2 separate regions of the Homo sapiens genome follow, and region 1 is linked to region 2. Evidence: chromatin loops called from intact Hi-C (ENCODE). Cell type or tissue: Calu3. All regions are shown on one strand.

Evidence for each region. Hi-C counts contacts between places; a loop is a spot of excess contacts. Peaks named below come from ENCODE experiments on the same cell type or tissue, not always from the same donor. Only the 100,000 strongest peaks of a DNase experiment are listed, where the experiment ranks them.
Region 1: a loop joins it to region 2, with 2.9 times the contacts of the local background. A loop is called at or near these places in 7 of 110 quality-filtered maps.

What each region holds. Positions count from the first base shown.
Region 1 is chr5:72,005,282-72,009,281 of GRCh38, reverse strand. No RefSeq gene overlaps it. Among named protein-coding and RNA genes, the nearest start is that of MAP1B, 100 kb to the left of the region's middle. In Calu3, no CTCF peak of the experiment used is centred here; no DNase peak of the experiment used is centred here.
Region 2 is chr5:71,920,995-71,924,994 of GRCh38, reverse strand. It overlaps LOC107986382 (a long non-coding RNA gene), which reads left to right. Exons shown (of 3, transcript XR_001742515.2): 2 at 1,826-1,894. Among named protein-coding and RNA genes, the nearest start is that of MAP1B, 180 kb to the left of the region's middle. In Calu3, no CTCF peak of the experiment used is centred here; a DNase peak (open chromatin) is centred at 2,204.

The DNA of each region.
Region 1 (4,000 bases), 84 kb before region 2:
CTAATCTAAATTTATACTGAGTGTGTGAAGTTTTGCAAAATTATTTTAAAAGCTTAATAATCAACTCCTGACTTACCTACTGCCTGGACTGTGAATTCTGAATATCAAAAGACAATTTTTGATATCACAGCACATCCCTTGAGCACTGCCTTCTCCCTTCTGTGAGGGTTCTAATATTCTTACAGTGGAATATTATAGAGCAGTTATAAGATCCACATGTATCAACATAGTTATATTTCAAAACCATAATTTGAGCAAAATAGCAAGTTGTAGATCAATAAAAGCAAGTTGTAGTATAATGTCATTTATTTGAAACTTAAAGTTATGCAAGCAATATCATATTTTGTTTATAGACATATACATTTGTAGTAAAAGATAAAGAAATGCATGGGAACAGTTAACACAAAAATCACCAAATTTAGAACATTTGTTAGCTCTGGTGAATAAGAAGAAAAATTGTATGTCAAATGTTTTTTTTTTTTTCTTGAATTGGGTGTAATGTATGAATGGTAAGCAAAAAATATTTCATTATTTTATAAATGAAGAAAATAGGAAAAATAGATCAAAATATTTATAGCAGTCAATTATGGGGGATAGGATTATAGGTGAGATTCCTCTACTTTAAAAAATTTCCCCCAGTTTGTCTATTATGATATTTGTCTTATGACAGAAAAAGGACATTGATATATAAGAAGAAAGTCTGAAAAATTATTTAATCAGGCACAAAACCTTTTTTTCCTATAATGAGGTGCTAAGCTTAATAGTATACACACAGACACTCATGTACATACACATACTATATATGGAGTATGTAATATGTACACACTACATACTGTATATGTATATGTACAAACATACGATATATAATATATAGAGAGAGTCACACTGGCTATACACTTCTTACTAAGATGTAAATGATTGATCGATATCTTAGGAGCAACTGCAACAGAGAAGGGAAGAAACAGAGCAAGAAAACATTGAGTGCCTGAAAAGGTTATGAGTATGTTTGGGGTCGGGGAAGGGATGGAGGGTAGGAGGTGAAGTGAAAAGGAAAATCACAAACAACGATCACAGTTAGGGGAAAACTGGAGACCCCAAGGTAAAGTGACTGCTGCTACATGTGACTGGCAAGCCCAGTGAGTCCCACTCATGAGGGCAGGGGCTTGTGATCTGTACAGCCATGGAGGGTTTCTGCCATGTTCCCCTGGATAGCACCCCTTTGCAGTGAAGAAACAGAGGCCTGGGTTGGCTGGGTTGCTGCCCCTTCCCTCCCAGGACAAGGACAAGGTTAAGGACGGCTGGTTCATGTCTGAACTCTGCTTGCTGCCCAGCCTGCCTGAGGCCTGTGGCATCTGACCAGGATCTGCTGCCCTGGAATCCTTCGGAAGAAACGTCTGTTCTACCCTGATCACTGTCAACAACAGAGATTTTTAATTAATGGAAGCGGATGCATTTCTTTAATGCATACAGAAGTAAAAGGTTGATTTATGTCTTTTGCACACACATAGGGATAGCTTAATTTAATGAAGCTGAAACGGGGTGGGGAGAGGGTCTTAGTGAGACCCATCTGGCCCAGCTCCTGTTTACATGGATCCCTTCCCACTCACGACAGAGATGCTAATGTGAGAGCTACTTTCAAACACTATAGGATGTGGTGTAATTACACTGTTCATAAAAGAATTCCAAACTGGACTCTGTTTCGAATTTGATGGAATGTAATGAGAAATCTCTGTGGCAGATGACATTCTTCTTTCAATTAATGGCTTACCTGCTCAGAATCATCCCCAAAACCATTAGGCACTAATTAGAGAGATTTATGGCCTCTGAAAGGACCCAAACCAAACATTCTTCAACTAGAAAGTGCAGCAAAGCTATCTCCTTTGAGGACTTCCCAGAGGTCATGTATTTAAATGAAATGTGAGTAGACAAAAAAATTGTGTAGAACACTTTCCATCCAGATCTGAAAGTCAAATCGCCCAAATGCAAATCTCATTAGACCAGTTCACAATGTTTCATTCGTTCCTTCCATCTTTCAGCCATTCATTCATAAAAATCACCCAACAGACATTTACGGAACATTATTAGGAGCAAGATGTAGGGCTTGGCTGTGTTAAACTGCACGGAAGAATCGAAAGAGAAATCTCTCATAAGAGACTCTGCATGTTGGAAAGAGAACAGAAGTTAGAAATCCTTAATTTAAGCTTAAGCTTTCCCACTTGTTAGCTATGTGACTGTGGGCAAATCACTTAACCTCTCTGAGACTCAAAGTCCTCAAAACAAGGATAAATAATGCCTGTCTTTCAAACTTCATAGAATTGCACCGAGTAAAATAATGTATACCAAATCTGGCCATAAAGTGTGGCATAAATGTAAGAGGCTATTGATATTAAAATACTTACTGCCCAGGAGGGGAGATTTAAAGCACCCAGAAATACCCGTCATCCAGGGTGCCAACCATTAATAATGAGATTCTAAAAATATTATTAGGTGTAGAATTTATTTGAGTACAAAACTTGACAATAGTCACCTGGGAAACACTGACTCCAAAGGGATGGAGTCAGTGCTCCAAAGTGGGGAAGCTAAGGTTTCACTTACATAGGCAGAAACAGTTTCAGCAGAGTTGAAACGTTTTACATATAAGGCCAATGCATACATTACAGCTATTTGGTTAGTACACTGTGCTACATTCCAAGGAAGACTGCTGTAAAGAGGAGTAATGTTTGGAGGGAGTCATCTCTGTTCCTAATCATTTGTAGGAAAAGAAAAGAGAGAAGTTGCAACTGTATGCCATGTGACTCAGGCTACATAGCCACATTCCTCTTAAGGCTCAGAATAAAGTTCCAACAGCTTTTAGGTTTGAATTAATTTCACAAAGATGAAAAAAAAAACCAATGCTATTTTGATAGAGACACAAATTTACTTATTGGTTCCAAATATCTATTGAGCCCTAATATCGCCAGATAATGTGCTCAAATAAAGTGTAAAGGGGTTTAGAAGAGGAAGAATTATCTATGGGTTCTTTAAATCCTCCCCACCCCCACTACAATTATTCCCCAGAGCTTACAGAATCCTTATGATGATCAGTATGGCTCTCATTTTTTCAACTACTAAATAAAACTCACTGTGCATAGATTGATTTCCTTTTATTACAAGAATGTTATTATTTGTTCTTCAAATAATTTCATCCCAGCCTTTCCCTGCCCCACCTCCCTCTTTCTCTCACTTGAAAATGAGAAGTTGAGACAATGGACAAATTTGGAGGCACACAGACCTGCCTGGCCTCTTCCTGGTCCAAGCAGGGAGAACCAGGAAAGCTGTATAACATCTCTGTCTTGGTGATCCCTGTGCAGTGGGGGAAACTACACCAATCCTACAGTGTCTTATATAGGGCTGAGAGCAGCTTATGTAAAGCTTCTGGCATATTGAACATGCTGAGCAATTGCAGCCATTATCCTTGTAACAAAAGGCCATTTTAATCCATCTGCTTCCTCCCTTCATGTAATGACTCAGGTTTTGATAGAGGATTTGATTTAACTGAGTCATGTGGTTTTTTTTTTTTTTTCATTTATTGATCTGGGAGAAGAACAATAAGTATGGTTTAAATTTTTTTCAGTAGACTTTAAGCCAGTTATTCAACAGCTATAGACATGAAAAAACGACATAAATAGGCAAAATACTTGCTTCTTCTCTTATGATCCCTGGAACCGCAGAACCACAGAGTCCCCTTTCTTTTGAATCCATTTTTAGCCCTAGTATTTTTCTCAACCATTTCCCCTGTGGCATGGTTTATGCATCTTCTGCCAAAGGCAGGGGATGTCACCTTTTTGGTTTGGCTACTCTCACTTCAATAATTCAGTTAACAATTACATCTTACTTTTAAGCACATAATGAGAAGGGAATGGCAAATCATCTAGTTGTAAAACATGAAATACTTTGATTTAATACAACCCCTTTCCTTCCCTGGTAGTTCAAATACTTGTTTCAGTTATCATAGTAATAG
Region 2 (4,000 bases):
TTGTGTTTGTCTTGACTATATGGCCATATTTTTTCCAGAAGAATAATATTACACCACTAACATTTTATTTAGTAGCCTCTTCTATGCCTCCTAACTGAAGCATTTTCCCTCTTAGAGCCTCTAGCTATTAGATGTTACCTCTGTTTTTCTGGTTTTAGTCCTGAGCCTTCATACCCCCAGACCATACACTAGCAGGGCAGTTCTAGAAGTGCAGAGAACAAAAGAGCATGGCTTATAAAAGAAATCCCAATCCCAACAGAGTGTGAGATTAAAACAAAAACATAAAAGGAAAATGAGAGTAATAAGGAAAATTAAGGCACTTACAAACTCAGATTTCCCTGATCACCTGAGATGTTTGTAAAAAATGCAGATTCTTGGCCTCACCCCAAACCTCTTGGCTTTCTAGGATAGAAGCCAAAACATTCATTTTTAAACAATTCCATCAGCTGTTTTTTATGTATACTAAAGCTCAACAACAACTTCACTAGAGGCCAAAGAAAGGAGAGCAGAGTGAGATTTGGTGGCTGAAATGGATTGAAAAATCAAAGCCTACCCATTTCTCTGTACTACTGAATCACTATGAATTGAAACTCTGCCAATTACAAAGGAATACTTCAGCCTGGGTCAGAAGGCAGTTGAACATTAGAAGAAACAAGACTCCTGTTGAAGTATTTAGAGAGAAAGTTCTAGGGCTCAGTTGTAGAACTAGAACTTCTTGCTGACCTTATAATAGTCATTATTGCATTCTCTTCTTAAACCATCTGCATTTAGTAGGAAGATAACTCATGCTCTGTGATAGATACCAGGGCATCTGACAGTGAAAAGATGAGTTTTGAAGCCCAGCAGGTCACATTTGAGTACTATGTCTTCTACTTAATAGTCAACTGATCGTGTTCAACTTGCTTAACTATATATGCGAAATGAAAATAATAACACTAACTTTGATATTTGAGAACATCAAGTGAATAAATAGTATCTATAAAGCACCTACTGCATATTGGTTGTGCAACCTACATTCCTTTCTCTCCTTCCCTAAGGAAGATGTACTCCCAAGTATTCACCATTCTTCCCATTCCTTGGAAATTCTTAAGGAAAACTTCCCATCTAGTTTAGCTCAGTACAAAACTGCTGAAAACAGCCAAAGATCCAGGACAAGAAGGACTGATTCTGTCTTAAGGGGAATTCTAATTTATTGACTTCAATTAATTATGCATTACCTGTTCAAATCAATTGTTGCTTTGTCATAACTTCAGAATGAATAATGATCTGAAAATTAGAAACTTCTCTGTTTTGAAATGTATCCTGGAATTCTTTTCAAAAAAACCTGGTTTTGGAATATGAAGGCTATGGGATTTTGGAATTTCCTTCATACAATTTTGTTTCTTTTGAATAATATTTTAATCTTTGCAAGTACAGTGTGGATTATAGTGGAGTACCCTGGGAATCTGTATCCTTAACTACAGAACTACCCTTAATTCTAGTTCTGTTTTTCAACTAACATTGCTTACTCATTGGCAATCAAGGGCGCTAGCTATCTACCTACACATCTACCATGAGCTACATAACATCTAATTTGAATTGGTAGGTCACTACCTCCAAGCTCCAGCAACCCCTTCATACTCCTTCCAACACTTGTTTTGGCAGAACTATTCTCAGAACTCTCATGGAAAGCTTTAGTGGACTCAATAAGGAGTTTTGGTTTGTGTTCACATCTTGTATGTACGTAATATATTTACTGTTTTGGTCAGTTAAGGCTGCTATAACAAATTATCATAGACTGGTACAACAAACATTTATTTTATCAAGAAACATTTATTTCTTACAGTTGTGGAGCCTGGCAAGTCCAAGATAAAGGAGCCAGCAGATCCAGTGTCTGGCGAGAGGTTACTTCCTGGTTTGTAGATATCTGACTTTTCATTGTATCTCACATAGAAGAGCAAAAAATAGCTAGCTCTCTGGCCTCTTCTTATACTGGCCTGAATCCCATTCATGAGGATTCCATCCTAATGACCTAATGACCTCCCAAAGGCCTCTTCTCCAAATACCATCACATTAGGATGAGCTTTTTATCATATGAATTTGGGAGGAAAAAGGGGAGACAAAAACATCCAGTCCATTGCAGACTCCTTGGAGGGTAAGCCCTAGGAATAGAATCTGAGGGTGGAGCATGCTGCCAAGCCCTATTGTGTGAGAAACAAGGCCTGGAGTGTAATTTTTTTCAGCCTCTGTTGTTGGAGGGATAGTAATGGTGTGACTCACACAGGAAATATCAAGGTGCTATACAAGGGTGAAAAAGCTTAGCAACTTCCTAGTCATCACTATTGCAGAAAGAGGGCAGCTAGAGGGCTCTGGTAAGCTAGTTATATTCATTAACAGCCAGCCATTTTTGTATTAATACATAATATTTTACATATTTATGGAGGTATATATGATATTTTGTTACATGCATAGAAAGTGTAATGATCAAGTCAGGGTATTTGGGGTATCTGTTACCTTGAGTATTTATCATTTCTGTATGTTGGGGATATTTCAAGTTCTCTCTTCTAGCTACTTTGAAATATACAATACATTGTTGCTAACTACAGTCACCCCGCTCTGCTGTCAAACATATAAACATATACCTTCTATCTAACTGTATGTTTGTATCCATTAAACAACCTCTCATCATCCTCCCCTCCCACCCACACCCCATTCCAGCCTCTGGTATTTATCATTCTACTCTCTGTCTCCATGAGATCAAATTTTTTAGCTTTCACATATGAGAGAGAACATACAAAATTTATTTTTCTGTGTCTAGCTTATTTCACTTAACATAATGGAACTCCAGTTCCATCCATGTTGCTCAAAATGACATAGTTCCATTCCTTTTCAATGGCTTAATAATATTCCACCTTGTACATATAACACTTTTTTTTATTCATTTGTCCATTGATTGACATTTAGGTTAATTCCATATATTTGTTATTATGAATAGTGCTGCAATAAACATGTGAGTATGGGTATCTCTTTGATATACTGATTTATTTTCCTACAGATAAATATCCAGTAGTGGGATTACTGGGTCATATGGTAACTCTGTTTTTACTTTTTGAGAATCTTCATACTGTTTTCCATAGTGGCTGTACTAATTTACATTCCCATCAACCATGTATAAAAATTTTCTCTTCTCTGCATCATCTTACTAGCACTTGTTTTTTTTTTTTTGTCTTTTTAATAATAGCCATTCTAACTGGGATGAGATGATATCTCATTGTGGTAGATATCACATTTGATTTGCATTTCCCTGATGATATATATATGCCTAACATCACTTAGTTGTTTGAGTTTCTGACATAACCTGGGTATTAGTTCCTTGTCTGATGAAGAGTTTGAAAATATTTTCTCCAATTCAGTAGATTGTCTCTTCACTCTGTTGATTGTTTCCTTGCTGTGCAGACACTTTTTAAATTTAATATAATCCCATTTTTTCTATTTTTGTTTTTGCTCCCTGTGCTTTTGAGGTCTTAGCGATAAAATCTTTGCCTAGACCAATGCCATAAAGTGTTTTCCCTATGTTTTCTTCTATTAATTTTATAGTTTCAGTCTTATGTTTAAGTCTTTAATCCATCTTGAGTTGATTTTTATATATGGTGAGAGATAGGAGTCTAGTTTCATTCTTCTGTATATTGATATCCAGCTTCCCATGTCCTCTCCTCAATGTATGTTCTTAGCACCATGGTTGAAAATCAGTTGTCTAGAAATATGTGGATTTATTTCTGGATTTTCTATTCTCTTCCATTGGTCTATGTGCTTGTTCTTATATCAATACCATGCTGTTTTGGTTACTATAGTCTTGCAATATATTTTGAAGTCAGGTAGTGTGATGCCTCCAGCTTTGTCCTTTTTGTTCAGGATTGCTTTGACTATTCAGGTTCTTTTTCAGTTCCATACAAATTTAAATTTTTTCTCTATTTCTATGAAAAAAATGACATTGGCATTTTGATAGGGCTTGGATTGAATC